3 separate regions of the Homo sapiens genome follow, and regions 1 and 2 are each linked to region 3. A link is an interaction called in ENCODE POLR2A ChIA-PET data of the cell type or tissue named here. Cell type or tissue: A673. All regions are shown on one strand. Links, peaks and the distances in the headings refer to the core of each region. The heading gives the core; the rest is flanking DNA. Region 1 overlaps ARFGAP2 (ARF GTPase activating protein 2). Region 2 overlaps AMBRA1 (autophagy and beclin 1 regulator 1). Region 3 holds the start of CREB3L1 (cAMP responsive element binding protein 3 like 1).

The links. Peaks named below come from ENCODE experiments on the same cell type or tissue, not always from the same donor. Only the 100,000 strongest peaks of a DNase experiment are listed, where the experiment ranks them.
Region 1: POLR2A ChIA-PET joins it to region 3 with 9 read pairs; 1 of 35 experiments calls an interaction of 5 or more read pairs at or near these places.
Region 2: POLR2A ChIA-PET joins it to region 3 with 6 read pairs; 2 of 35 experiments call an interaction of 5 or more read pairs at or near these places.

The regions. Positions count from the first base shown.
Region 1 is chr11:47,164,191-47,174,373 of GRCh38, forward strand. ARFGAP2 (ARF GTPase activating protein 2) reads right to left here. Exons shown (of 16, transcript NM_032389.6): 6 at 9,569-9,650; 7 at 9,236-9,292; 8 at 8,091-8,143; 9 at 7,474-7,610; 10 at 7,236-7,367; 11 at 3,933-4,061; 12 at 3,719-3,853; 13 at 2,570-2,696; 14 at 2,316-2,409; 15 at 2,078-2,196; 16 at 111-1,312. The coding sequence ends at 1,292. It also overlaps a transcript of CSTPP1 not described here. Among named protein-coding and RNA genes, the nearest start is that of ARFGAP2, 7.6 kb to the right of the region's middle. In A673, for the core only: no CTCF peak of the experiment used is centred there; no DNase peak of the experiment used is centred there; H3K27ac peaks cover 693 bases.
Region 2 is chr11:46,489,897-46,500,079 of GRCh38, forward strand. AMBRA1 (autophagy and beclin 1 regulator 1) reads right to left here. Exons shown (of 18, transcript NM_001387011.1): 10 at 4,228-4,308; 11 at 3,712-3,812. Among named protein-coding and RNA genes, the nearest start is that of MIR3160-1, 43 kb to the left of the region's middle. In A673, for the core only: no CTCF peak of the experiment used is centred there; a DNase peak (open chromatin) is centred at 4,465; H3K27ac peaks cover 1,167 bases.
Region 3 is chr11:46,272,734-46,282,916 of GRCh38, forward strand. CREB3L1 (cAMP responsive element binding protein 3 like 1) reads left to right here and starts at 4,929. Exons shown (of 12, transcript NM_052854.4): 1 at 4,929-5,480. The coding sequence starts at 5,379. It overlaps LINC02489 (long intergenic non-protein coding RNA 2489), which reads right to left and starts at 1,694. Exons shown (of 3, transcript NR_183622.1): 1 at 1,648-1,694. In A673, for the core only: CTCF peaks have their summits at 5,877 (motif pointing right) and 6,090; DNase peaks (open chromatin) are centred at 4,878, 5,858, 6,248, 7,168 and 1 weaker place; H3K4me3 peaks cover 1,680 bases; H3K27ac peaks cover 1,317 bases.

The sequences.
Region 1 (10,183 bases), core at 2,792-7,791, 890 kb after region 3:
AGAGAGTGTCCTCAGCTTCGGTACCGACGCCCTACCATTACCGGTGGGAGCCCAGAGAGTGAGGCCAGGGGCCGGCACTGGGCAGGGAGGCAGGATCCAGAGGACACTGCTTCACTCAGACCAACAGGGAGCCAGGCCCTGCAGGGGCTTTATTTTGACACCACTTTGTTTCAATACAAACAGTCCAGAAAGAAAGTCAAGTCCCTCTGGGGGAGGGGCAAGGGGAAGAGTGGTCTGTGTTGCTTGGGAGCCCAACCTACAACCCAAAGGTGGGGGCTGGGCTGAGACTGCCGGTGCGGCAGGGGAAGATGGCACCAAGAATGACAGTGCTTGGCTCAGCTGCCAGAGGGTGAGGCCCACAGCTCTCACTGGCGGGTGCTGTCCAGGCCAAGCCCAGAATGATGCAGAGGAAGGAGCTCAGCCCCAGGAGCCTGCCTCTGCCTCTCACATCCTCTGCTTCCCTGGCCAGCATCAAGCTCACAGCATCCAGAGTCGAATCACAGCAGACAAGACCCTCCATGGCCACCAACCCGGGGAAGAAGGGATAAAGAATGTCACAGAGGGTCCTGCATTCCACAGCAGATGGTACAGAGGGACCCTGAGACACCCTGAAACAATCTTCCAAGTGCTTACTGTAGAAAGGGGTGGTGAGACGGGAGAACCCAAGGGTCTCCGGTCTGATCCCAAATGAAACCTTTAGGTACCAGGTAAAGTTTCCAGCCCTTGGTAACGCCCAGACAAAGGTCCTTCCCCTCTCCTGGCACCCAGAAGAGGCCACTGGCAGCAGCAGCAGCAGCAAGTCCGCAGCCTCTTTCCCCATGGGACGGGTCTACAGTGAACTCCTTCCAGGCCTCCCCCTGGTTCCAGAGGATGGGGACCCAAGGCCTCGAACTAGAAGAACCCTAGAGCCAGCAAAAAAAGCCTTCTACCTTCCGCTTTCCCTACCTGGGGAAAGTCTGGACCCAGAATAAGCCATCGTGGGGGAACCCCCTTTCCCAGTATGGCAGGATAAGTGAGCAGCAGCTGTGGGGGCAGGACAGAAGGACAAGAGTCTAACACACGGAGGGTGGTGTGAGAGGGAATAAAGGGCTCAGTCCACAGGCAGAGGACAAGGGCTGGTACTGACCATTCCCCTCACAGGAGTGAGCGCCTCAAAGGCCACCCCACACACACACCACACATACGAAGTAACAAATCCTCCCCAGCTTCCACAAGGCAAAGCATCCCCAGCCTGGGAACTGTGGAGTTCTTGTTGCCGTCACCATCGTAAGCCTGAGTCACAGAGCTCGGATCAGTAGGAACCGTAGCGATCCTGGGGGCGAGGGGGGAGAAAAAAAAAAAAAAAGTCAGAGGCTCTAAGCTGCAGCAGCTTCCCAGCAAACACACTGCCTGCCCCAGCACCCCACAGCAAGACTGGGGAGGCAGGGGCTGGACAGCCCGGTGAGGCAGGAGTCCACGGTGAGAGCTGGGGCAGCGGCCACTCGGGCACCCGACAACAGGGAAGCCCTGCCTGGCCTCACAGAAGCTGGGAAGAGAAGAGAAAGAGCGGTACAGGTGACAAGGCCAGGGAAGATCATGGCAGACACAGAGGCATCTTGGAGAGGCCCGGCCCTGGCACGGAGCTGAAAGGAAGGAAGCTGCCCTCCAAGAAAATGCCTCTCTCTAGACTCTTGCTTTTTCGTTTGTGGTTTTTTTTTTGAGACAAGAGTTTCACTCCTGTCACCCAGACTGGAGTGCAGTGGCATGATCTCAGCTCACTACAACCTCCAGGTTCAAGCGATTCTCCTGCCTCAGCATCCCGAGTAGCGGGATTACAGGTGCACGCCATCATGCCCAGCTAATTTTGTATTTTTAGTAGAGACGGGGTTTTGCCATGTTGGTCAGGCTGGTCTCAAACTCCTGACCTCAAGTGATCCACCCATCTCAGCCTCCCAGTGCTGGGATTACAGGCGTGAGCCACCACACCCGGCCGAAAATGCTCTTAAGGCTCAGAGGGGCTGAGCAGTAGCAGTGTCTCTATGTGGTGGCGAAGGGCAAACCTCCCAGCACTCCTCATTAGGCCCCACTTCAGCCTCACCTGCAAGGAATTCATCACACCATTGGCCAGCACAGCCATTTTCCCAGCCACAGACTTGACACCCTGCTTAAACTGGGCAATGTCCGCTGTAGGCAGCACGTTCCCCAGAGATACACTTCCTGTAAAACAAGAGCAGGGTGACCCAGAGCCCAGCAAGAAGCCCTTCCCAGTCACAGCAGGGCCCTCCCGCCCTGCTCCCAGGCCTCACTTGGTGCCTGCCACCCCACCAGGGCCCTACCTGCTCCGTGAGCTCCATCCATGTCCCCAAAGAGGTCTGAAGAGCTGATGGCACTGCTGCCTGAGAGCTGCTGCAGCCGAGACCTGGCCTCATACTGTGGTGAGGAAAAGGCCAGGCCTGGGGATCTTGGGGCTGATGACCCAAGGACTCACACAGGCCAGGCCCTCCTGGTGCTAAAGCCCAAAGCAGCGGCAGGGAGAAAGCTCATGCTTCTGCCTGCTGCCTCGGACCTCAGGGCAGACAGCCCCACTTACCTCTGCATCCACCTCCCGCCCAAAGAACATGTCAGATGAGATGGCTTTGGCTCCTGCGAATTTCTGACGCGCCTCACTAGACTCGAGGCCTGAGCTCCGGCTCTCCACTTCCCTCCGGTTTGTGGCTCTGAGGGGAAGATGTGGAATATCTCGGACTCCTCCCATTATCATCAGGGGAGGCAGAGTACAGAGGCCAAACAGAGCACCAGTGGCCTTTTGGTGATGGGTTACCAGGTCCCATTCTGTCTGTGGCTCTGTGGCTCTGGGCCCCTCTCCCCTGGTGAGGAGTCACCCTTCTCCACATTGAGGCCAAGGCCCAGAGAGCTTAGGAACCTGCACTAGGCAGGGTGGAAATACAGCCTGCAGTGGCCTAGGCTCCTGCCCAAAAGCACACAGCTTCGTCAGCATTCAGGAGGCCACACAACTGCTGCTACCCTAATCCTAGTGACAACTTGCCTAGTACTACAATGAGCATATGTGTCGGTCTGCCTGGCTTTATACCTACTCTTGTCATAACTATGAATAGCAAACTGCCCCCTTTACTCTCAAAAGCATCCTGGTGTGGAAAGGGAGATGGTTGCTCTCATCTCACGCTGAGTATGTGGACACTGGGCCAGGTATTTCCGGAGACCCTATGAAGTAGTTACGTTCCCATTTTATACGGGGATAACTCACAGATATTATGTCAACTAAACAGATCCCAGATTAAGATGGAGTAGGGTTTTAAAAAATAAGAAGGGGGCTGGAGACATAAAACCCCTGAAAGGAGGTCAGGACTGAAGCATACAATCAGGCTCCTCCGGCCAGAGAAATGGACCCCAAGCAAAAGAAGCTGCCAGGCCCTCTATGATGACAAAGCACAACTCAAACCGAAGCCTGACTGCTGCCCTGTCTAATGAGGCAGGCACCAGCCACTGGTGGCTATTTACGTTTATCAGAAATTAAACTACATCAGAAATTGTTGCTCAGTTGCACCAACCACATTTTAAGGGCTCATAGCCACATAGTAGTGGCTACCATATTAAACAACACAGAGAACATTCCCATCAACACAGAAAGTTCTTCTAGACAGTGCTGCCTTAGAATTCTCTACCTTCAGCTTGTTTAAAAAAAAAAAAGAAAGAAAAAAGAAAAAACAGCCCACTCTACCTTTCTGAAATAGGCCGGATGCTTGAGATGGTCACTTCTGGCTCCTTCTCCTCTACCCTGTCCATACCCCAGGCAGCATCTGTATCCCAGCGGGAGCCAAAGCTTTCCCCTAAGGAAAAGGGATTGTCCTTGTACCTAGGGAGACAGTAGAGTGGCTCAGAGAAGCCTGATGAGGAACACAGCAGCCAAGTTTACAGCTAGAAAACAGCCTTACTTTGGGGGTCCAGAGGCGAAAGTACCAACATCGTCAAACAAGTCCAGCTGCGAGCGAGAGGATTTTGCACTCACTGGGGTTTCCTGCTCAATCACCTGCATCTCAGACAGCACGGAGTGGGAGACAGAGCTGCGCAGCAAAGCAGAGCCAGGCATGAGACCAAAGGATAGGCATCAGCATCACCGCACAAGAGACAATGCCCAGCAACTGGGTTCTCCTTCACGGAGCGTCACCCAGAGCCTTCTGTCCTTACCCAAGCACAGGGCTGGGCCAGACCCCAACAGAAGGCTAGCTGTGTGTGGTGACCTGTGAAGCACACCTCAGAATTCTTTACACATCAGCTTTGTTTATTCCACGTAGGAGTTCCCTGGCCAGTGACGGTTTGCCTGTTATAATTTAATTTTATTTATTTATTTGAGACAGATTCTCACTCTGTCGCCCAGGCTGGAGTCCAGTGGTGCAATCTTGGCTCACTGCAACCACCACCTCCCAGGTTCAAGCGATTCTTGTGCCTCAGCCTCCCGAGCAGCTGGGACTACAGTGCACGTCACCACACCCAGCTGATTTTTTGTGTTTTTTCAGTAGAGACAGGGTTTCGCCACATTGCCCAGCCTGGTCTCAAACTCCTGAGTACAGACAATCCACCCGCCTTGGCCTCCAAAAGTGCCAGGATTATAGGCGTGAGCCACTGTGCCTGGCTCGTGTTGTAATTTTAATATTGTGCACCAGATGCCAGTGGTCTCTGTCCTGAACAACTCCCTACCTTGTGCACTATGAACCCCATCCTTCACTGATGGGGTTCACAAAGCAAAGGAATGGATGAAGAAATGCCCCAGCACCAGGGAAATGAACATAACTGCATCAAAGAATGAGTTCTTCATCATCCTACTCTTTATTAAAAAAAAAAAAAGCCAGGCACCGTGGCTCACACCTGTAATTCCAGCACTTTGGGAGGCCGAGGCGGGCAGATCACGAGGTCAGGAGATCGAGACCATCCTGGCTAACATGGTGAAACCCCGTCTCTACTAAAAATACAAAAAAATTAGCCGGGCATGGTGGCAGGTGCCTGTAGTCCCAGCTACTTGGGAGGCTGAGGCAGGAGAATGACGTGAACTTGGGGGGCGGAGCTTGCAGTGAGCCGAGATCGCACCACTGCACTCCAGTCTGGGCAACAGAGCGAGGCTCCGTCTCAGAGAGAAAAAAAAAAGCACCTCAAAGCACAAAGACTGGCCTTATGCACTAAGACCTAGAATTGCTGTCTCGTTTCTCAAAGAAAAGGGGTCTAGGGTTGGCAGGCAATACAATACAACTCTTGATGCCTCTCATTCCTCTGTCAGGCTCCACAAGGACACTTTAAGGACTAATTTGATTTAAATCAATTCATTAAAAAATATCTATAGCTTTTAGCTAGAAGAACCCCAAGGAGTGATTATTTTGCAATAGGGCTGAGTTGGGCCGGGCATGGTGGCTCACACCTGTAATCCCAGCACTTTGGGAGGCCGAGGCAGCCGGATCACCTGAGGTCGGGAGTTCGAGACCAGCCTGACCAAGACGGAGAAACCCTGTCTCTACTAAAAATACAAAATTAGCCAGGTGTGGAGGCTGAGGCAAGAGAATAGCTTGAACCCCGGAGGCGGAGGTTGTGGTGAGCTGAGATCACACCATTGCACTCCAGCCTAGGCAACGAGATTGAAACTCTGTCTCAAATAAATAAATAGGGTGAGTTGGGTTTAAGTAAACAATTGTTGCACTGCTAAAAAACTGTTCATATGCCTTAACCCCTTGGTCATCCCTTAACCCAGTCATCTATTAACCCAGTCATTCCTATGTGACTGAAGCAGGGAAAGGAGGGAGACCCAATGTCCTTTCAAGTTAAAATGTTATGCTCTGGCTGGATGTGGCTCACGCCCGTAATCCAAGCACTGGGCGCCGTGGCTCACACCGGTAATCCCAGTACTGTGGGAGGCCGAGGCGGGCAGATCATTTGAAGCTAGTAGTTTTACACCAGCCTGGGCAACATGGTGAAACCCCATCTCTACTAAAATACAAAAATAAGCTGGGCATGGTGGCACATGCCTGTAATCACAGCTTCTCAGGAGGCTGAGGCAGGAGAATTGCTTGAATCTGGGAGGCGGAGGCTGCAGTGGGCTGAGATCACACCACTGAACTCCAGCCTGGGTGACAGAGCAAGACTCCATCTCAAAAAAAAAAAAAAAAAAAAGAAAAGAAAAGAAAAAAGAAAGCCGGGCACCGTGGCTCATGCCTGTAATCCCAGCACTTTGGGAGGCTGAGGCAGGTGGATCACTTGAGGTCAAGAGTTCGACATCAGCCTGGCCAACATGGTGAAACCCCATCTCTACTAAAAATACAAAAAATTAGCCAGACACGGTGGTACACACCTGTAATCCCAGCTGCTTGGGAGGCTGAGACAGGAGAATCACTTGAACCCAGGAGGTAGAGATTGCAGTGAGCCAAGATCGTGCCATTGCACTCCAGCCTGGGTGACAGAGTGAGACTTTGTCTCAAAAAATAAAAATAAAAAGCCATAGCAGCCAGACATGGTGGCTCACATCTGTAATCCCAGTACTTTGTGAAGCCAAGGTACTTAAACCCAGGAATTCGAGACCAGGCTGGACAACATAGCAAAACCCTGTCTCTACAAAAAGTAAAAAAATTAGCTGGGCATGGTGGCTCCCGGCTGTGGTCCCAGCTATTTGGGAGGCTGAAGTGGAAGGATCACCTGAGCCCAGGAGGCAGAGGTTGCAGTGAGCTGAGATCACACCATTACACTCCAGCCTAGGCAACAGAGCAAGAATCTGTCTCAAAAGAAAAAGAAAGAAAACCACAGCAAACCGAGTGGTTCTGAAACAGGAAGGATTCCACCCAAACTGAGGGCATTTGAAATGTGGGGGATATGTGAGGGTATTACAGGGAGCACAAATGGCATCTCTAGACAGGAATTAAGGATGATACTAAATGCACCGCAATTCTCAGGGAGGTCTGGAAAAATAAACTGTCCCATGACTCAAAGTGCCATCAAGAAAAACCACCCTAGTCTCTTGAAGATACTGAAATAACACCTGATCCTGTGTTTTGTTCACATACCTATTCAGTCATTCAACTTACTGAGCACATACCTACTATGCGCCAAGCACTGTATTAGGGACTTTAGAACAATAAGCCAAGTGATCTATTCAGACTTGGAGAAACAATAAGCCTAGCATCCCAAACTGCTAGGAAGGCCCCGCAATGGTTCCCAGAAAACAACGGCATTTCCCTGCCACACCCGGAGCTGAGCCTCACCTTCGGGATACCAAGCCCATGCCCAACCTTTCTGCCTGCTCTCGCTTCTTCCCTTCCAGATTCTGTAGCTTCTTTTCCTCTTTCTTACGATCAATCTGGAGCTCCTGGTAGGCCAGACGCATGGAGGCGACCCTTAGGGGGAACAAAGGTGTCAGTGGCCACCACCCATCCTGACCTGTCCAACATACCCACCCACCAAGCCCCGCAGAAGCCTGAGGCCCCGGCAGCAAACACTTACATGGACTCCTCCGCCTGCTTCTTGGCATCGGCTGCCTGCTGCTCACGGAGCTTCTCTGCCACCTGAGCCTGCCGCTCAATCTCACTGAAGCTCTGGCTGCTCACCTTCTGGGCCCCTAGGCCTTTCTTGGCACCCAGCTGGGAACAGAATCATGTAAGGGGCCTTCCCAATCACACTCTCCTCAGATCCCTCCCAGGTTCAGGCACTGTAGCCACACCCACAAGGAAAAGGCCCTTCTTAAAATTTAGGGTAAAAAACAGGAGCCCAACCAGCATGGCCAAGACAATAGTGCTCCGCTGGAGCTGGGCATGGGCGGCTCACACAGCCCCAGCAGAGCCCGGGCCTGAGGACGGCAGTTAATGCTGACAGGGCCAAGTATGTGCCAAGCACTCCGCCAAGCACTAGATGTGCTCCATCTCACCGACTCCTCCCAGCAGCCCTTGAAGACAGGCTTTAAATCCCTTTAAATCTTTAAATCCCTTTCACAGGCGAGGTTCGGAGAAACACAGTACCTTTGCCAAAGTCATATAGCTGGTAAGTGGTAAGGTCAAGGAGTGAACCCAGGTAGCCTGCACCCAGCTCCTAACCCCTCTACCATACCACCTCTCCCCACCTACCCCTTTCTTAGCTGCTGCTGGCTTCTTCTTGCCAATGATGGAGCTTTTCAGTTCTGCGTGAGAAACGGGTAGGCATGAGCTAAGACAAAGGCAGCTCAGAGGCAGTAGCTCAGTATACACCATGCAGCTTCATGGCAAGAGCTCCTAAGAACAGCTTCAGGCAAGGGAAGGCAAAGCTGCCACCACCAGCTCCAACCAGCGGTGTCAAAGCCAAAGACAGACGTGGCTGGGGTATTTACTGGCACCCAGCAGAGTGAGACAGGAACCTAGACCTGAAGCACCAGAGACGTCCGAAGCACCAGAGACGTCCAAATTCCCTGAACCAAAACAAAGACTGCGAGGCAGGGAGCATATGGTGAGCACCAGGCTCCGCTTCTAAAGCAGGAAGCTGAGAACAGGGGCTGGGCTCCCCAAGCAGCTGTCAGTTACCTCTGGCAGGAAGGGCCCCTTTAGCTGACAGATACACGGACTCTGGAGGAGAAACAGACTTGTGGCTAACAAGAGGCCCACCCCAGAGCCTCCACAGAGCTCCCAAGCCCAGCGGTCTCTATGAAGCCCTGCTTCAGACCAAGCTATGCCAGCCTTCTCATGGATCAGTCTGACAGTCACTCTGCTGGGTTCCAGCCCCAACCCCCAAGAGTCAACAGAACAAACCGAGGTCAGCAAATGGACTGTTCGCCCTGAACCAAGTCTGAAAGACACTAAGGAAAATGTAGGAAAGAGTTAAAGGACAGGCTGGGGTACTGGCTGAGAAAGAACAATGTCACCTCCAGCCTTCGGCAGCTCAGAGCTGTCCCTCCACCCCCGGAAATGCACCAGACAAGCCAGCCCTGCCTCAGAGCCCAGGGATAGGTGTCCAGTCTCATGCTGGCCTCCCCAACACTTTGGCTAGACCCAGCCCCACACTCAGAGGCAGACCCCAGGCCTTATACACCAGCCCACCCAGATTCATCAATTCAAAGGGCTTGGCTCTAAAATCAGTGTTGCATCCACTATTTCAATCACAGTCCCCACTCCAGAGAATCAGATAGATGCTCAGTCTCCTGTGGCCTCTGTCCACACGGCCAGGCAGTAGGACCTCTGAAAAGAACATTTGAGGTCCACCCTCTCCCAGACACCCCACGCCTGCCCGCTGGCATACTGACCCAGTGAGGCTTTGGGTGAGGTGCCAAGCAGGTCTGTGTTGGGGCCATGCTCCGGCTCTGTGGATGCAATGGTAGGAGTTAGAGATGAGCTCCTAGCTTCCTGCAACCTCCCCTTGAAAGAAGTGATGGGACAAGAATCGGTGGCTTTCCTCAGCTTGCCACCAAAAGATAAAAGGAATATCTACCACTTCCTCCAAGGATTAAAATGAATCCCGGCCCACCCAAAGATACAGGAGGACCCCTGCTCCTATTGTCATGGCCAGATGTCCCCTTCCAAACCCTGAGTCCTCTCCTAGGACCAGGGCACCTGGTTGGAATCTGGGCTGAACTCACGTGCCAGGCCACTGCTCTCTGTAGACGGGGCTGGCTGCTGGGTCCCTGAAGGCTCAGTGGCTGGCGCATCCCAGGCAGGGGGCTGAAAAGGAGGCCAGATCACAGATGCCTCGGTGAGCCACTCCTGCTGGCAAGAAGCACCAAGACCTACAAGCACCTTGTGGACAAGAAATCATACTCCAAACCCATGAGGAAAGGGACTGGAGGGTAGCAAACAAGATCACAGTTGCTATTCACTGTGGAAGAAAGCAGGAAGACAAGCAGCCCCCACCCCAACCCCTTCACTATTTACTTAGAGCCAGAGCCCATTCTCCTAACTTAAAGACAGTTAACTACCACCACCTAGGCAGGCACAGATCTAAAGGCTCCTCATATATGAATATATTTAATTATCACTACAACCCCTATGAAGGAGCTACATCGCCATTTTAGAAACTGAGGTTTTGACAGGTTGAGTGACTTGGCCACCATCACAGGAATGCGGAGTAGAGAACAGGAATTGAAGCCAAGAGTCTAACTTCAGCACCCAGGGCCAGTAAAGAGGAAACCCTCCTCAAAGGGGTGGGGCGGGGAGGAGAGAATCCTTTCACTGTCCCCAAGCACAGTGCCTTTTTT
Region 2 (10,183 bases), core at 2,244-7,243, 220 kb after region 3:
CTCTTCTAAGAGTCAGGAAGACCCGGTTTAAAATTCCAGGTCAGCCTCTCACAGTGATATTGGGCAAGTGACATAACTTTCTGAGCCTCAGTTTTCTTCCCTACAGAATGGAAATGCTACCACCTACCTCACAGGGTTGTTGCAAAGATGAAAAGAGATAACGTGGGAAAGACAGTACCTGGTCCACGGTAGGCACTCAGCTTCATTTCCATCATTTCAGTTGCTGTGACTACACAGAGCTAGTGGTCTGCTACAATGTCAGCAGGGGGAGCTCCTCAGACTTTTGTATGTTCTCCCACAATTTTACCTGGTAGAGCTGCAATAGCTTTAAATGTACTTACAGCTCTTTAAGTATGGGTCTAGAATTTGTGTTGCTGATGATGATGGGGAAAGGCCTGGGTTGATGACCAATTGGAGGCTACCAGAAACCTACAGAATTGCAGGTGAAGGCACCAAGATAAGGGAGAAGAGATGAATAATAGACTATCAAAACACTTTTCTCTTTATTTTTTAATATTTTAAAAATTCTTTTTGCAATAACTTACTCTTCACCTTATAACACTTTTCTATAGTAGCTTCTGTTTTCTATTATTGCTTTCAGTCTCTTGTGGGAGGAAGTAGAACGGATCTTGATTTTCCGCAAACCCATTTTTGTTGATGATTCTGAATGGCTTTGCTTAGGGTCCACTGAAGACTCATTTGGCACTACAGTACTGGTCACACCCCCTAAAACTGCAGGTGTGTGTCTGCTTTGTCCCTCCAGGTCTGCCAAATTTCCAAGCTTCATCCCTGCAAAAAGCCATTCACCATGCAAAAGTTCCACTTATGTCTGGAGTAAGACTGAGTCATGGCTAACCACCTAGACTTGGAGCTACAGGAAGGCAGGGATCATAGTCTGTCTTATTCACTCTGGTAACCTAGAACACTGCCTGGCATATGACAGCTGTAGAACAAATGTCTGCTAAATGTAATTGTTCTGGGACCATTACAATCTCATTCCAATCATACATGACAAAGTGCCTTTCCAGGAAAATTGGGAGTGCTTACTGCTAAAAGGTCAATTGCTCTTTCACTCTGAAAGCTATTATTATAGCAGCTCAATTACATGATCACAAGTAAGTTTAATAAAAAGCAAAACATCTGTATCCAGGAGGGCAAGAAGGCTCAGGAAAAGGGCGGTTACATAATAAGATTTTCCTCAGCAAGCACCACTGGATCATAAAAACCTATGTCTAGGAACCATTTAAATAGAATAATTAAAACAAACAAGAAAAACACTGAAGTTCCCTGGGAGCTCTCTCCCTCTTATAAAGTCCTAAGAAAAAGAATGACATTTTAATGTTTTGTCCTTTAAAACAACTACGAGGAGGCGGATCGGGAAGGTGGTTTAGAGACTACTGGCTCCATTCTTCTACTTCTTAGCTGCATTACTCTGGGCAAGTTAGCCCTCTGGGATTCAGTTTCCTCCACTGTTAATTAGGTAATCGCACCTATCTCATATGATTACTGCAAGACAGAAACGAAATATGTGTAAAGCACGTAAAACACTCCCTAGTATATAGCAAGTGCTCAATAAATGTTAGGCTTTTGTTGCTATATTATTATTATTGGAATTTTCTCAAGAGAAGAAAACAAATGATACAACTGCCAATAGAATCTGGAGGGACATCAAAATATCAACGAATGATAAATAAATACTCTGTAATATGTATTTTGAAAAATTGGTAGAAACTAGTTTAATGGTGAATGAAAACCATCTGCTAATCTAACTCAAGAGTGAGGTTCTAGGGAGTCTAGAGTTCCTTCTCCTAATGGCATTCTGCATCCTTTGATAGATTTTCTCAGATTTCACATCTGTAAACAGCTGCCCACTGCAACACAGCCCCTATATTCAAAGGCATCCATAAGTGTAATTAGGCCATTTGGGGTCAGACCACAAGGCATAAAGTAGGAAACAGGAAATTGAAGTAAGGAGGTCTTGGAGGCAAGGCAGAAAAAAACAACATACAGCTGTTCCCCCAAAGCTAAATGCCAAGGAAACAGAGATCTGCCGGCAGTAGAGAAGCAGGAGGTGCTGTATGGGGTGGTGGAGGCAGATGTCTGGAACAAAGAAGGGTGGAGAAGAGCTCTAGAGTATTGTCTGGCAGCAAGTTATTATCTGCCAGTGAAAAAAGCTTTAACGTGCCTTCGGTTAAGCCACACAGAAGTGCCAGGCAAGGAGAGGCACGGACCACAGCATCTGTTTTACAACTAGGGCCAGAGCCTCCTCAGATGAGGCTGTCAGGAGATTGTGGTATAGTCTGCTCTCCTGCCAGGCCAGAGCCTATGAAGTCCTGGTGTCTGACAGAGAAACCACTGAGGTTTCTGGAATTTCTAAGCATTGATGTTGGATCAAACATACTATTTAGGAAAGGCCAGATCCCATGGCCTTGATGCTGTCACAGCAGCTTGGTTAGAAATCATAAGATAAAGCTTGTAACATTCTCACAGTCAGACAGTGCCACTGCCTCAGTAGATCCCTCCCCACCTTTAACCATCACATGGCCCAGATTCTCCAAAACAGAATGTCATTTTAAAACTTTTAATAAAGATGCTTATTAAAGATACCTCTAAATGTGGCTTGATTTTTATACCTTTTATGCATTTGCATTCATAAATTTATAAGTCGGCAGTGGAGGTGGGAGGGAGGTAGGGAAAGACTGTGACAGGGAAACAACCTTTGCCACATATAAAAATGGAATTCTGCTTTACTTCCTTCTCTAGAGACTGACCAGAAGCAATAGCACACACAACGTCTCAGAACACAGTCACGTCATGCCTCACAGCCGAAAAACATCTGTCACTAAGCTATTCAACCATCATAAAACTGCTGGCCAGGCACAGTGGCTCACGCCTGTAATCCCGGCACTTCGGGAGGCTGAGGCAGGCAGATCACGAAGTGAGGAGATTGAGATCATCCTGGCTAACACGTTGAAACCCCCTCTCTACTAAAAATACAAAAAATTAGCTGGGCGTGGTGGCGGGCACCTGTAGTCCTAGCTACTCGGGAGGCTGAGGCAGGAGAATTGCTTGAACCCGGGAGGTGGAGATTGCAGTGAGCCAAGATCGTGCCACTGCACTCCAGCCTGGGTGACAGGGCGAGACTCTGTCTCAAAAATAAATAAGTAAATAAACAATAAAACTGCTTCAGTGGGGCTTGCCTAGCCCATTTTCTGTTCTGTGGAGATTTCTGAGCCAGCTCCAAGGGCGTCTCCCTCTTTTCCTTCCTCAGAAGATTCCACACTGCCTGGAAATTCCACATGCTGGCAGTACCAAAGGAGTGGAGAGGTGTGCACTAAGCTCCTAATTAAATCACAGGATCTGGCTCATGAGTATCTCACCAACCAAAACATAAACACGGCACCTTTATCATTCAATTAAAAGCATAGCTAGAATTTAATTGCTGGATTAAGAAACAAATGGTTTAAACAAATAATTTAAAAGAAAAAAAAAGGTCTAGGGAAAGTGGGAATAGGGTAAGAGAAACATTTTTCTTCAACCCTGCCATTTCCTGCCTTCAAGTAAGGAACTGAATATCAAACCAGGACCCCAAAATAGAATTTTCAGACAGATGCCAAGACACCATCACATCAACATAGGTAAAGGAGGGAGAAGCTTTATCTGGCTCCTTGGCCCTTCACATTTTCAAAAGCCAAAGAAACATTTCCTTACCTGCCAGGACCCTGTTAACAGAAGAGTGAGTAGCCAAGCCAGGCTGTCCACGTTCATGAAAAATCCCAGCATAAGGCAAGTACTCAGGCAGCAAGAAACGCCTACAAGAAGGAATCACATGTGAAAAGCTGACTAAAGACTACCACGAAACAGATACTAACTACCTACACTGAAAAATCTGGGCTAAGGGACCCACTGAATCCACAGATGCCCAGAAAGAAATAAAATCTCCCAAGATTGGTCCTTCCGCAGATTTGTATCTATCTTTTTCTGCCCTTCCTTCTAAAGTTCCCCCAACACTTCTGTTCTTAAACAGGATTCTCCCAGCACCACTTTTTCATCTCTTTTGAATGTGGCTAACCATCATCCGTCAAGAGTTTAGACAGCAGGGCTGGGCTATGGGCCCACTAGGAAACAATGCCAGATGTGGACAATTCAAAGACCAGAAAGTAGGTTTAAAACTAAATCCTAGGCTCTAACGAAGGCTCCCTCTGTTGCTAGCAACTCGGTTCTTACCTTGGGACAAAGCGTCCAAGCGAAGGTGCAGACATCCGGGCATTGCGTGGAGCTCGGTGCCTGGATCTGTCACCATTGTCCCTGAAAAAAATAAAAACACTACACATAAGAGAGTCACTAAGGAAGAATCATCCACCAGCCCAAAAAGGAAACATCCCCAAAATGACATTCTTACACTTAGGAGAGGACCCCACATAAATTAGTCATCTGGCTGCTCACTAATTAGGCAGCACATTAATAAAACATATTTCTGGAGAACCTCAACTAAGAGATTTATGAGCATTTACCAACAGCTCAGGAAAGAGGAGGATTTTTCTTGAGTTAATGTGGTCCCTTAGCGTCTCAAACTGAAGCCACATTTAGATCTTAGGATTTGGAATGGATATATATAAACTTTTTCTATATTGAAAGATGCAAGAAAAATGTGTCTTGGGGGGTTGTCTTACATTATTTATCATTTTACTTGTTATCCAGACGCCTGCTGTGGGAGGAGGTCTTAAAGGAAGAAAAATTCCCCCACCAATTTCATTTGGCAAATGGTTATCTTCAAATGAAATCTGTTTAGGTCTTCCATGTGGAAAAATCAGTGACAGGTAAAAGAAAAAAAAATGCACAAGAAAAAGACAGTACCTTCTTTTACAGACTGTCAATGGTGAAGAATATTAGAAAACGTAATCCTATGTTAGGTCATTTGAATACAAAGTCTGGGTGTTTTCTTTATGGACTGTTAACAGTCCATGCAATAGTAGTAACTGCCATTTATTAAGTATCTGCTAGGTTCCAATACAAAGGTTATTGATATGTTATCCCATTTAATTCTTCTGGCTAGGCCACGAAGTATTATTACTATTTTACAGAGAAGCGGACGAAAGACCAGAGAGGTAAATACCATGGTCACATAACTAGTAAGTGGTTAAGGCAGGATTCAAGGAAGATTGGACTTTGAAGTCCTAGATCTTTCCACTACATTTCACTGCTTCCTACAAGAGAAGAGGAAAGGAGCTTCACATGTTTTAGTTTCCAGTACATCAAAAGAATAATAAGCCAAAGGGCACTGGCTGGACAGAGCAGTTAATGAGCGGCTTAACCAACTCCACAAAATAAATGAACCTTTGAGAGCTTGATTTGGGATATTTTCTGAATTCTCCCTTTGGATTATCTTCAAATCAATGAGATAATCTTCAAACTGGCCCTGAAACCGAAGTTAAGGCAACACTTGGCTTTTAAGTGGACCACTGGGAACTTCACAAGCCAGAAACAAAAGTCTATGATGGTTTTTATATCTTGGTAGAATTGGCTGCCGAGCATTAAATGACAAATCAATACCAGGGATATTGGAAGCTGATCCATTGAAAGTATTTGGTTTTTATTTTCCCAAAAGAGAAAGCGTACACTGTGTTCCTTAACATATCTTATTCCTTTGACCTGAAATTGTGCAGATGAAAGGAGGGGCAAGGAGAAAGAGATAAGACTATATGGAATGTAAAAGGGGGGTTAAAGAGAACAATGGAATCAGGAGTTCCTGACCAGCAGACTGCAGTTACTGGGGAGCCCACAAATTATACATGTACACAGAGTAGCTGAATATCAAACAAATAAGACAGTTTCCAAATTAAGCATACTATTATTTTTCAAATATACTACTGTTGTGATAAATTACTAATTCATTTAAAAGTACAATTGAATTCATGATAGCTTTTCATTATCGTATATTTCACTTATCAATTAGTACTGAACAAAGTACAACTAATTATCATAAGAGGAGTTAGAAAATATTTTGAAGTTAAAAAGGATCCTAAGCGGGGGAAAGGGTGGAGGCCTCTAAGCCTCAAAAAGATAAAAAACTATCTGGGCACAGTGGTGTGCATCTGTAGTCTCAGTTACCTGGGAGGACTGCTTGAGTCCAGGAGTTCAAGGTCAGCCTGGGCAACAAGAGACTCTCATCTCTTTAAAGAAAGATAGAAAACAGGCCGGGCACAGTGGCTCACACCTGTAATCCCAACACTCTGGGAGGCTGAGGCAGGAGGATCACCTAGGGTCAGGAGTTCGAGACCAGCCTGGCCAACGTGGTGAAACCCTGTCTCTACTAAGAAAAAAAAAAATACAAAAAATTAGCCAGGCATGGTGTTGCATCTTGTAATCTCAGCTGTTCAGAGGCTGAGGCAGGAGAATCCCTTGAACCCAGGAGATGGAGGTTGCAGTGAGCTGAAATTGCGCCTTTGCACTCCAGCCTGGGCGACAAGAGTAAAACTCTGTCTCAAATAAAATAAAATAAAAAATAGAAAATAAAGCTAGAAAAGAAGCATCATGGGTCAAATCTAATTATTCCACACCCATGAGAGAGAGCTGGCCTTCCCAGAATCACATTACAGAGCTGACAATTTGCTCCTGCAAGATCCAAAGATTCACCTCCTTCTGGACAACAAACACGAATCTATCTCTCGTTAGAAGGGCTGAAGAGCAGGGAAGGAGAAGCCAGTGCACTGGACAGTACTGAGCAGTTGCCAGTGCCCAAAGGTAACACAGAGCTTGGTGAAAGAACACAAGAAGACAACAGAGAAAAAGGGGCAAACCCCAGGGCTGGGGAAAATGTGGGCCCGTACAACGTAGGTCACAAGCATCTTTTTGTTGCTATTAAAACCTAAATATAATTTCTTTCTGATTCAGTTTATCCCTTCATTTAAAAAAAAAAAAAAAAGGGAAGGGGGCTGGGTGTGGTGCCTCATGCCTGTAATCCCGGCACTTTGGGAGGCTGAGGCGGGCAGATCACTTGAAGTTAGAAGTTCGAGACCAGCCTGGTCAACATGGTGAAACCTCATCTCTACTAAAAATACAAAAATTAGCCAGACGTGATGGCGAGCGCCTGTAATCTCAGCTACTTGGGAGGTTAAGACACAAGAATCGCTTGAACCAGGAGGCGGAGGTTGCAGTGAGCCAAGAGTGCACCACTGCATTCCAGCCTGGGTGACAGGGCAAGACTCTGTCTCAAAAATAAATAAATAAATAAAATAAAATAAAATAAAAAAATAAAGGGAAGGGGTTAAGATGATAAATTTTATGTTATGTGTATTTTACCAACATTTTTAAAAACTGATGGAAAAGAGAGGGTGCAAAATATGGTCAGAGATAATGGCTTTATAGTGTTTAGAGATTAGTGGGGGATATATAAAGGAAAACAAGAATGAGATCAGCTGGCTCAAATACACGCAGTCTCAGACTGAAGGTTACACGAGGCACTATAAAAGAGGCAACATGTTAAGTAAGGGGAGGTGCTCATGCTGGTCCTCAGTTTATTTAACATCTTGGCTAAGAATGGAGAAATAGGAGCTAAATGTCATCTCAATACAAGGCAGAGCAGATTTCAAATTCCAAGTGTTGAGAACTCTGAAGGAGAAATGACAGGAGAGGACCCAGCACGACCAGGAAAATGTGAAACATAATAAACACAATATGAGATGCTGCCTATGGGAGAAAAGAACCCACAGACCTCTAGGATAAAATAGCCTATAACCAAACCAGCTCAAACATTTACTGAGCAGGTAAAACCTTGAATACCGGAATGGGTAAGGTGGCAAAGGTCAAAATATACTACAAAAGGACGAGTTCGACAGGAAGAGGGGAAAAGGCCATCAGTTTTAGTACTGGTACACAGAAATCCTGGACCAAAGGCACAGTTCCAAATAACTAAAGGCAGAAACAGTAACTGATGACTCTCTAGATTCTATAGTTTAGAAAGAGGGGAAGATTCAGAGATAATGGGTTGGGGTGGGAAAAGAAATTTCAATGCATGGGATATTTAGTGGAAGAACTGAAGGGAGAGGGATAAGTTCCAATAGAAGAGCACAGGAATTAAAAGTACTTAAAATAATGATATACTTAGAAAACTACACAGAAATCTGCCACTCACTTCCGTGCTGATACAAGGTCGACATCAAGCCAAGGCTCTATGAGATAGAAGGAGACAAATTTGGTCAGGCAGGCAGAGGCTGAATATGAGTGAATTGGAAGATATTTGCCAGATGAAAAGTGAGAGAAAGGCAGACCCAGACAGTTTAGGAACAGTGAAGGGTGCTAAATACCGGGCTCTAACAACATAGCCAACACCCTTTCCAAGGGTAATGACTTAAAAGTGTGAAGAACAGAGTACACAAATATGTTGGTATTGCTCCTCCAACATAGGAGGAATACTTTTCAGGGAAACACCAGAGAAACCCTCATCAATTCCAACAGCCTGAAGCTGACTTTGAGCCAGCAGGATAGAAGCTGGCTGGGTTATTAATGGCTTTCCCAGTTGCTGAACTCTGTGCATCTCTGATTAACTCTCAGAGGGGTATTTGGGAAGGAGTAGGGGGAAAAATACTTTCTTATCAAAGATTTTACCAGAAAAAAAACACCCTTCAAACAATCAAGTATCCAAAATAAGTGCTGAATACAAGAAGATGTATTTCCAGAACAAGGGAGAAACACAGCAGCAGCTCTTTTGCTAAATGTCTAGGATTAATTGCCTCGGAGAGAGGCTGTAATTTGAAGGAATGAAAAATGCACCTACAGACTGCTGTCTGAGTCCTGACCAGACAGTCAGGTTGTCATTGCTCCTCAGTGACAAATGGCTCTGACTTGGGCCTTTATAAATGAAGCTCTTGCAGCAAAAAGCTCAAAAGGCCACTGTCCTCTTGACAGTATACAGTTGACTTTGCTGACAATTAGACTATTAAAAAATTTTTGTTTCCCTATGCTGCTCTGTTTCTACTCAATCTCCAGACAACAGAAGGCCTAGCTGGTATTCCTGTCCCTGGAGAGCACAGTGATCTTGGTCAACTCATTTCCTTACTGGAGTGCTGCTGGTTAGAAACTGAGGCCCCAGTCTCTACTTTCAATGACTGTGCACATATGCAAGGGCTTTGATTTCTGGAAGGAAGGCACAGCCCCAGCTGATATCATTCATAGGGAATAGCTAATAGCATAGGTCTCCTGGAACTACAGAGCCTTCATTTTTCTCCAAGGAATGGTAATACAAGAGATAATTACCATTTACAAATTCCTCTCCTCCCTTATGTTACCTTTTAATTTCATCTGCCTACATTATGCAAATCCACATTCCTATTGTGCATTTTATGTTAAAAAATAAGCATATAAATCTAAGGGTTATGTCTTCCTCCCCCAAACCCCCACTGCGTAATTCTTTCCTGCTGTATTTTCCCATTCTAAGCCCAAGCACAATCCAGACGTGTTCCATTTTCTTTCTCTTCTTCTGCATTCCTCTTAACAAATATTCATATGTATTTTACTTGCCCAGTAATTCTAATTCTAGAATCCTAAAGTATTAATTCTAAAGTTGCTAAGCAATATTACACGTTTTTAAGCAATAAATCAAAGTCCTCAGTAAGAGCTAGAATTCAGGTAAAGTATGTATTTTACAAATACATTGAGGCTCGACAGGTACCATATAGCCTATTCTTAATCCTCAGGAAGGCCCCTTACTTTTCTGAGACTTTTCATTATTGTACCTCTGCCTACTACAGGGGAAATTTTTCTTTTTTTTCTTTTTTTTGAGATGGAGTCTCACTTTGTCACCCAGGCTGGAGTGTAGTGGTGCAATCTCAGTTCACTGCAACCTCCGCCTCCTGTGTTCAAGCAATTCTCTGCCTCAGCCTCCTGAGTAGCTGGGTTTACAGGCGCCCGCCACCACGCCCAGCTAATTTTTATATTTTTAGACAGATGGGGTTTCACCATCTTGGCCAGGCTAGTCTTGAACTCCTGACCTTGTGATCCATCTGCCTCGGCCTCCAAAGTACTGGGATTACAGGCATGAGCCACCGCCCCCGGCTGACAGGGGAAATTTTTCTAAGATAGTTAACTCCAACAAAGATCCAAGAAGCTTAAAGCTACAAGAATCTGAGGTTATCTAATCTCATTTTACACATCAGACACTGAGGCCTAGGATGGGAAAGGGGCC
Region 3 (10,183 bases), core at 2,563-7,562:
TCTCCTATTACTGGAGACTTCAAGAGCGAGGAGATGGAGGGTGGTGGTATGCCTGAGTGCGTGTCTTCTGGGGAGGGAGCCAGGTGGCTGCGTTCTAGAGATGTCTAGAAGCGGAGTTGGAGCAGGTGATTCAGGCTGGAGGGGAGAAGGGTGACTTGAGAACAGGAGGAGAGCAAAGCAGGAAGCGGGTGGAGCTGTTTCCCAGATGGCAGGCAGACAGAGGGCCAAGGGGCGGGCCTGCTTCCAGTCCAAAGATGGGACGGCAGAGCAGAAATTCAGGGAAAAAGAAGCAAAAATAATTACCAGGAAAAGGAGCTGGAAGGGAGGCAAGTGTTTTCTTAGTCTTTAAGGAACTTCAGTCTTCAGAGAATTTAAAGAGGAAAAAAAAATCTATCTTAAGGCCTTTCTCCAAGGCAGGGTGGTTGGTGATTCACCCGCTGCTGTGGAAGGCCCTGGAGAAAGGCCCTCCCCTCCAGTCCTGCCTCTGCCCAGTGAGCAAATTCAGTTCAACTGGGGTGAGTGGAAAGGGCTCTGGGTGCGGAGCCGGGAGGCCCTGGTTTCAGTCCTATCTGCCTCATGAGGCTGGGTGACTTAAGGCAAGCCTCTGATGGCCCCAGGCCTTGGTTTTCTATAAAACGAGAAGAGGCAAGTCATATAAACTCTCTGAGCCTTGGTTTTCTCATCTGCAGATTAGGGATGATAATAATATCATGTTGATTCTAAGGTGTCATCAATTACATGATGCACCACTATTTTATGTACTTCAGGAAGGAAAAAACATCATCCATTAAACTATGACAGACCATCGATCATAAGACACATTCTGATTTCAGAGATGTTAAAACATTGAGGAAATGTGCATCTCAGAATCAGTGAAAGACGATACTTATCTCACAAGCTTGTTCCAAGAATTAAACAAGATGATAAAAAGTATTTAGTGCCTGGCACAAAGCAAGTACTAATAAATGTCCGGTATTTTTATGGTTCAGGGTTGGGTGGAAAGGGATCACAGGCCAAAGGGGTGGAAAGGAGAGCCCTAAACTAAGTGAGAGCTGGGGTTCTGAAACCCACCCTGCTCCTGGTAGAGTGCCACCTCAGGCTCCATGTCCAGCCCCAGTGGGGGGCACAGGGAAAGCAGCCATGCAGCCCAATTTAGGGAGCTGCTAGAGAACAGAGGGCCCCGTCTGCACCCCGGAAGTCAGTCTAATCTCCAGGATGAATATGTTTTCATTTCTCAGAAGTTCCTGTTAGAGTGTGCCAAAGCATTTTTCCCTTTACAACCCAGGCAAACAAGACAAGTTTACTTTGGGTGACCTTATTATCACCACCCAGGGCCTGCCTGCTGAGTGTAAACACCAGCTTGCACCCTCCTGGAGGCTCTGGGCAGAAGCCTGGATAATCAAAGTACCAGGCCTCCTGAGCGGGGAGGCCCTTCACACTCCCCCGACCCCTACCCCTGCTCCCCAGGCCCTGTCCTGGAAAGGGCACATTGGAAGATCCTTGGAGAGGATGAAACCCTAGAGGGCATCAACACCTCGCCCATTTCATAGCTATGGAAACGGAGACCCAACGAAGGGCAGTGACTCTACACACACACACACACACACACACACACACACACACACACACACACCCCATTCTACTCACAGCTCAGCCTGGCAGGAGCCTCTCTCTCTGCCTGATCCTCAGTGTCTGGAACAGGCAAGAAGCTTATCTCTGTCCTCTTTCTCCTGTGCGTCATTGACTGCGTTGGGATGCCTTTATGCATGAAGCTTTTGCTTCACAGTTGGAACAGCTCATGGAGAGCAGCAACCAGGTGTTCCTGAGCCCGTCACAGAAGGAGCTGCCATCAGTGCCTCTCGTGACCTGCAGTATTTGGGCCTGTGGAGGTGGTGTTTGCAGAGCCAACGTTGGCCTCCATCCCCTAACTCCTTCAGATGTAAAGGAGGGGCCTTGGTGGGGGGTTGGGTTGTGGGACCAGGCCCAAGAACTGGGAGGGAGGGAGCAAACCCTCCCTGCTGGGTTAGAAGGCAGACTTAAGACCCAGGGAGACATCTCATTTCATCTCCTGGAAAATCTTTAATAGACAAGAGAGAAGGGATGTGTGACTGACCACACCCTACAGAAGGCTTTAGGTGGGCACAGTTCTTTCCAGTCCTGGCACAGAATAGAGCCTGGGCTTCAGTGTGGCCATAAGTACGGGGTTTGTGTAGGGCATTGGGGTTTCGCCCTCATCATCTCACTCCTGCGCCACTGCCTGTTCTTCCCAGTCCGGCCTTCCTCCTCTTTCTCTTCTACTTGCTGTTCCCTCTGCCTAGAATGTTTTCCCTGCATTTTGCCCCATAAATGACCCCAGTTCTTGATTCAGTTCTCAGTTCACATGTGGCCTCTTCAGAGAGGCCTTCCTTACCCAAAGAGTCACATCACACTATTTTATTTTTTCATAGTCCTTACCACTCTCTGAAATCATCTTCTTAACATTTTTTTACCCACCCACCTCTGTACAAACACGTTTACTCTGGGATCCAGGTTCTTAATCACTGCTGTGTCTCCAGTGCCTAGTCTCGGAACCATTCACAGTAGGTACTCAATAATGCTTGTAGAATGTGTGAATAAATCTGCGATCATCCTCATCTCTGCTGGACTTTGCCATCCTCTTCATTCCAGAAAGAAAATGATCACACTCCTCTGTGTGCCCGGCTCTACACTGCCTGGTCTCCCTCCTCCCCCTGCCACCCCTTTCCCCAGGATTTCTCTTGGGAGATTCTGCCTCTCAGACTCCGCAGAAGCTGCTGGAACCAGAATGGCTCCCCAGGATTATTTTCAATGGTTTCCTGGGGTGTTCACCTGGGTAAGAATAAGGAAAGAGAGGACACTCTAATCCTACTTATCTAAAACTATATAATCTTCCCCAATCACTTAAATGGTACCTGTGTCTCTAATTACAGAGCAGGCTGGGAGGAACACAGGCACAATTTCCAGCCAACCTCAGGCGGGGGGCCACTTTTTCTCCTCCTGGGGGCCTGTAGGGACTATAGCTTAGTAGCCAGGACTCCAGACACCTGCTGCTGGAGCTCACTCACGATAGCCTGTTCACCCAGCCAGAGACCCCTCCCCTCCCCCTGAGAAGTATCAGCCACATCCCAGTGTTTGAATGGTCCCCATTTGGCCAGATGTGACGCATTTGGGGAAGACACCCATGGTCCCAGCACCCTAATTCTACCCGCCACTGTTGTGAAAGTGAATTGATTTCTTTTTGGCCCAGCCTTACTTCTCGGAGTTGCATGGCTGGTGAACTGGTCCCCAGAGCATGGGTTATAATCCTACTTTCTCAGGAGCAAATTCTACAGGAGGCCTGGGAGCTAACAGTCATGTGACAGCCTGGAAGGTCAGAACTTCACTCTCCAGAACTATGTCAACTAGATCATAAGGTGGGGAAAAGCCACGTGACTGCCTGCCTGCCAGGGAAGCAAACAACTGCTGTCTCAGCCTTGGTATGAACCCTTCTCCCACCTGGTGCTGAGAGCAATTTTGGTGACATCCATGGCTTAGCTGCAATGACATCTCTACCTCTTAAAGGCCTTTGGTTCCTGAGCTAATTAAACGTCCCAGACAGAAAGGACATGCTTAATCTTATTAATAACTTCTGGTCAGGAAACAGTGTGCCCAGCCCTCTGAGGGAGTGCCTTTCTGAACCACCTCCATTTGTTCAGGTGCTTGGCGATTGCTATCAGCCCTTTCAAGAGATTAAGTTTGTACGCAGGAGCAAGCCACTTAGGTAATGGATCCCGGGGCCCTGGGAGTGTCTGGTGACTGTGGAGTGTGCAGCCAGCCAGCACCTTGGCTCATTCAGATTCCAGAACCACTGTTTTCCAACTTCCTGCTCTTCAGAACCATTGGGGGGTAGGGAGGGACTTGACTATCGAGGAGAAGAGGGGGACTCTCCTATCTCTGGCTGTTCACCCAGCCCTTTCACACAGAGGGAAGCTGGGGACTGTCCTTGCCCTGAGGAGCCTCACAGCTCAGTGGGGTCACAGATACAAACAATGTGAGCAAATAAGGACAATACCACATTAGACTGGAAACAGTGGAGGTGAGCACATGATGCCCTGTGGGTGTATACCGTTGGTAACTGCTCCAGCCTGGGGGTTCAGGGAAGGCTTCCTGGAAGAAGAAACAGGTGAGATGAGAAATGAGAGTTACAAGCTGAAAATCGGCTGGGCATGGTGGCTCACACCTGTAATCCCAGCACTTTGGGAGGCCAAGGAGGCCGGATCACCTGAGGTTAGGAGTTCCAGAGGAGCCTGGCCAACATGGTGAAACCCCGTCCCTACTAAAAATACAAAAATTAGCTGGGCGTGGTGGGGCGCGCCTGTAATTCCAGGTGCTCAGGAGGCTGAGGCAGGAGAATCGTTTGAAACTGGGAGGCGGAGGTTGCAGTGAGCCGAGAACACACCATTGCACCCCAGCCCGGGCAAAAAGAGCGAAACTCCGTGTCAAAAAAATAGTAATAATAATAAATAAAATTTTTAAAAAGCTGAAAATCTCCCCCGTTGAGGGGAGATCTGTTGAGGGGACTGTGAAATGGAATTCCCTGACTGGGTTTCGTGCAGGCTTTAGTATAAGGCTGGAAGGATGGAAATAGCTCCCTCATCAATTTACGGGACAGTGGTTGGTGAAGCCTTAAAATGCCAATGTTCCAGGAACACTGTTATCGGTTCCAGGACTATTGTTGCTTTAAGCCCCCACCTTGAGCATTCAGAGAAGAGAGATTACTAAGACGAAGTTGCAGATGTCTCTTTAAAAAAGGAGAGAGGATTCCTCGAGCCACGCCCTCTTCTCATTAATATTAAATTATTGTGAATATTGATGTGGGGGCGTGGCGCCTTGGCCAGCTGGGCTAGCCAGCCAGGGGTTCCCGGTTTCACAGAGAGGAAAGTGACAGAAGACGTGCGGAGGGAGACGCAGAGACAGAGGAGAGGCCGGCAGCCACCCAGTCTCGGGGGAGCACTTAGCTCCCCCGCCCCGGCTCCCACCCTGTCCGGGGGGCTCCTGAAGCCCTCAGCCCCAACCCCGGGCTCCCCATGGAAGCCAGCTGTGCCCCAGGAGGAGCAGGAGGAGGTGGAGTCGGCTGAATGCCCACGGTGCGCCCGGGGCCCCTGAGCCCATCCCGCTCCTAGCCGCTGCCCTAAGGCCCCCGCGCGCCCCGCGCCCCCCACCCGGGGCCGCGCCGCCTCCGTCCGCCCCTCCCCCGGGGCTTCGCCCCGGACCTGCCCCCCGCCCGTTTGCCAGCGCTCAGGCAGGAGCTCTGGACTGGGCGCGCCGCCGCCCTGGAGTGAGGGAAGCCCAGTGGAAGGGGGTCCCGGGAGCCGGCTGCGATGGACGCCGTCTTGGAACCCTTCCCGGCCGACAGGCTGTTCCCCGGATCCAGCTTCCTGGACTTGGGGGATCTGAACGAGTCGGACTTCCTCAACAATGCGGTAAGATGAAGGGTCTCCGTTCCCGTTCCACCCCTCGGCACCCGTCCTCGCGGCGCGCCTGGGCCCCTAGAAGGACCCGACTACACATCACTGGGCAGGAGCCGGGGAGAGGGTTCAGCGCAGGGTCTCCAGGAGCGACATGTGTTTGGAGCTAAGCGCCCCTCCTGGGGGCTCAATCTTTGAATACACTGGCCTCCACCTTCTAGGGGGAAGGGGCCATCGAGGTATCGGGTCCGTCCGATCCTCGGATCTGAGCTCAAGAGACACCAATCCCGCCCTCCACCCACGTCTTCTAGCCGTCCCCAACCCACCCCAGGTTCCAGGACCAGACTGGGCGCAAAGTGGCAGCGCCCTTTCCTGCGCCTCCCTTGGGGCTTCGGTGGCTCATAGGCTGGATCTCCGCTGGGGGGCGCACCGGGGAACGTTCAGAGGGCCTGAGACCCGACCCCTCGGGGAAGCCAGGCCCAGAAATTTCAGGGTGCTACCCTGGCAGCCCCAGGGAATCAGGCCCAGAGACCCCCCACCCCAGGGAGGGACCTGAGGCTGGGGGCTGGGAAGAGGCGGTCAGGGCAACATAGGGTGATGGCTCAGGAGGAGGGAGCCATTTCTCTCCATCTGCCTCTAGATCTCTGCTCTGTCCCTCTGTTCCTGGAGTCTGGCTGACTTTCTCCCTCTCCCTATGTCTTCTTGACTAGGTCCGACTGTGAGCTTGTCTTTCTCCTCTTTCTCACTCTTCCCCTCCCTCCCTAAGGAAACGTGGCTTCTCTCTCTTCTTCCCTCCCTCCCTCTCTCAGGCTCAGCCCTAAGGCCTTGATGGGGGAGGGGCACGGACTTAGAATGGGAGAAAATATTTGGGTTCAGAAGGGCCTGCCCAGATGAAATGTGGATTGTTTGGGGAGTCTAGTGGGAGCCCCCTCTTCAGTGAACCACCAGTTGCGTGTGCATGCCTGTTCACACGCCACACACACACACACACCCTGTGATCAAGCACTTGAGACTCTTTACCTGCTGACCTCTACCTCCCAGGACCAAGATAAACTTGGCCAGGCAAGAGTCAAGTCCTTAGAGGACTTGAGCATCTTGGACTTCCACCTAAACTGTCCCAGGCCACTAGATTGATGGTGAGGAACCAGGCCAAGGGACAGGAGCCGGAGTCAAGGAGGCATGGGGGCTGAGGTCTCCCTGTTCTCCATTAAGCAGCACATCCTGGTCACCCTGCGCTCTGAGGAAGGCCCCTGTCCCAGGCAGAGAGAGCATAATTCAGCAGACAAGACAAGGGTATAAGGGCAGAGGGCTTGCATTGACTGCAGCGAGACTTGGTTTCTAGTCCTGGCTCTGCTTCCCCTGTGAGCTTGGCCCCTACCACTGGCTCTCCTCCCTGAGCCTCAGTTTCTTTGTCTGTAAAATGGGGGAGAGGTTGGATCAGGTCTTCCTATAGATGGTTCTGGCACAGATCCCAGGAATAAAGCAGCAGGGATCGGGGGATCCACACCTCCTCTTGAAGCTGGTAAAAGACACTAGTCAGAGGGAAAGAGGTTTGTCAGAGCTCGGACCCTTGAAGTCAAGCAGGGCAGTAGAGCCCTGCAGTAAGCTTCTCTCGGCCCTTGGCAGCTCTGAGTTGGGCTTTCTTCTGAATGAACTCGGCCGCCCGAAGCCTCTTCCTGCTGCTCCATTCAGCCCTGCATCCCCAGCTGCTTATCTGGGCCTTGGTCCAGCACAGGAAAAGAGGCACGACCAGACAGTGGGATCCAGCACTAGGACACTGGGGAGGAAAAGCCCTGCTGGGGAGGCTCCTGATCTCGCACCTGGGGCAGCGCCAGGAGAGGCAGCGGGAGAAGATGGGGTGCCTAAGGAAAGAGAGAAAGGACTCTTGGGCTGGGAATCAGGAGATTTAATTCTGTCTCTGTTTCTGCCACCAGCCAGCGGGACAATTCAGAAAAGTGACTTTTCTTTTCTTGTTTTTTTTTTTGTTTTTTGTTTTTTGTTTTTTTTCAGACGGAGTCTTGCTCTGTCGCCCAGGCTGGAGTGCAGTGGCGCGATCTCGGCTCACTGCAAGCTCCGCCTCCCGGGTTCACGCCATTCTCCTGTCTCAGCGTCCCGAGTAGCTGGGACTACAGGCACCCGCCACCACGCCCGGCTAATTTTTTTTTATATTTTTAGTAGAGACGGGGTTTCACCGTGTTAGCCAGGATGGTCTTGATCTCCTGACCTCGTGATCCACCCACCTCGGCCTCCCAAAGTGCTGGGATTACAGGCTTGAGCCACTGCGCCCGGCCAAAAGTGACTTTTCTTCTTCTGGGCTTTGACTTCCTCATCTGAAAAATGGGAATATTAGAACTATAGCATTACTGTAAGCATTTCGAGAGAAAATTAAAGTGAAGGTTATGTAGCACAATGCCTGGCATGTAACGTTCATCGTTGGCTTGATCCATAGAGACTGGATGGGCGTGATAGTGAGAATTGCTCAGCTACGAGTTGCTGTGTGAACATAGCAAGTCACTTTCCTTCTCTGGGGTCTCCATCTCCATATCCGAGGTTCTTTCCAGCTGAGATCCCATTCCAACCCTTCCCCCAACTTCTTCATTCTGCATGAGGATAGGAAAATGTTTCCAGGGTTAAGGATGGGTAGGGATGGCGTCTGTGTGCCTCTCAGTCTGGAAAATGGAGAGCAGAATATTCGCTATCCTCCTTAAAAATCCAGATACGGGCCATAAATCATGTGGAAATCATGTGTGCTCTGTTGCTCTGTGCAAAATGCAAAATGTATGCTCACCCTGAAAACAACTATGCAAGAAATACGCATGCACTTGGACAGACAGGAGAGTGAGTACACAAAGTCAAGACAAGTGTGTTTGGAGGTGGCTGGGCTGCCTTATTTTTCTTTCTATGAGGATACCTTCATGTTGCTGCAATTCTGTTTATGCGATTCTCAGAGATCCTCAGAAGGGGGCTGCCCTTCCTGTCCCATGTGGGGGCATCTCCTCCCTGCCCCTCCCGCTCTCCCATGGTTTCTGATGTGGCCACCCTTGAGCCACTGTACTCTGTGGTCCTTCAGCCCCTTGGCCAGTATGAGAGAGAGGGTCTGGGCTCCAAGAACTGGGATAAAGGACCAGAGGGAGAGCAGGTCGTTTCTCCAGATGGAAACACTAGGTCTGTGTGCTGTCCCCTCCTTCCTCTGGCTAAGGGGAAGGGATGTCTGGCTTCTCTAGAGGGAACTGGCTTGGGATCCCAGAGAAGCCCCAGCTGGGAGGGTGTGGGGAGGAGAAGGAGGAGGAAGAAAAGGTCTGTTTTCTCAGAGGGGAGCAGCAGGAAGCTGCAAGGATGTTTGCCCAGCACACCCGTTTACTCCCTGCAGCTGGGGAGGCCAGGTGTGGGAGTGACGGGGACCCAGGGACCAGCCCAGCATTGCGGGGAGGCGGTGGGGGCTAAGGCTGATCGCTACTCCCCACACGCCTAGCCTGGCTTCTCCTGAGCTAACTGGGAAGCAGAGAGGCACCCCCACCCCCAGCCTTCGGGAGATTTAGGGAGATTAGAGAAGTATGTGTGTTTGGGTGTTCCTATGTCTGTGGGTGGGCCTTTAACAGTCCTTAAAAGGGGAGATTTGTGTGTGTTTCTGTTTAAGTTCTCACCAACAGGAAAGAGGACAGAAGTGCTAAGGCACTCTGGTCTCAGAGTGCAATCTGCTAGAAAAGATCTAATGAAAAACCTACTGGAGGAGCCCAAATCTCAGGGTGCCTATTCAGAAAGGAGACCTCTGATACCTACTCTATCAAAACATTAAGTTCGTTTTGAGCAGAGGTTTGATTTGGGTTTTGCTTCCCCCAGTGTTGAGGGAACAGTTCCTTGAGTCAGGGGCTTGGTCTGTCTTGTTCACTGCTGTATCCCAGTGCCTAACAACCGTTGATGAATGAATAAATCGATGGATGGATGAATGAATGGATGGATGGATGAAGAAAAAGGGGCCCAAACCAGACCCCACATTCTTAGAGAAGAGGGAAAAGTGTCCTTAAGCCCATCTATTTGCAGCCATCGAGGTCCTGCAGACCCTGCACTGTCTCTGGGGTCCAGGAAGGGCTCTCCATGGTTTTTAATGAGTTCTCATTACCTTGAGCCATCCCCCTACTGCACAGGCCTCTGCAGCCCCTGGTCTAGAATAGTCTACAGCTGGCTGACCCACAGGGGATTTGAACTTGTGGCTCAGGTGTCACTCTTGAGCACTGTCTCTAGGGCTTCCGTTTTCCCCAGTTTCTTCTTCAGATTGCTCTAGGACTCCTGGATCCATACTCACCCAATTTAAGACTAAGCCTTTTCCAGCCCTGCCTCAGAGCCCTTGCACATGCTGTTCCTGTCATCTGGACTGCTTTTCCCCCAGTCTGTCCATCTCAGCCTTCTGATCCCAGCTCAAATATTGCCTCCTTAGGGAACGCTCCCTGACTACCTAAAGTGGGACCCCCCTGTTCTTTTCTGTTTTAGTCTTTTGATATCTTCTAGCCCTTAACCCAGTTTGCAATTATTTTAATGGCCTATTGTCTATTTCCTCCACGAGAAAGTAAGTTCCATAAGAGGAGAGTCCATATCAGTTTTGTGCATTGACATAAACCTAGCACAGTCACATGGGACAAAATAGATGCTCAATGTAGTAAAATTCTACAATAATGCAATAAATATGCCCAGTCAAAAATTTCCAATTATGTTCCTTTGCG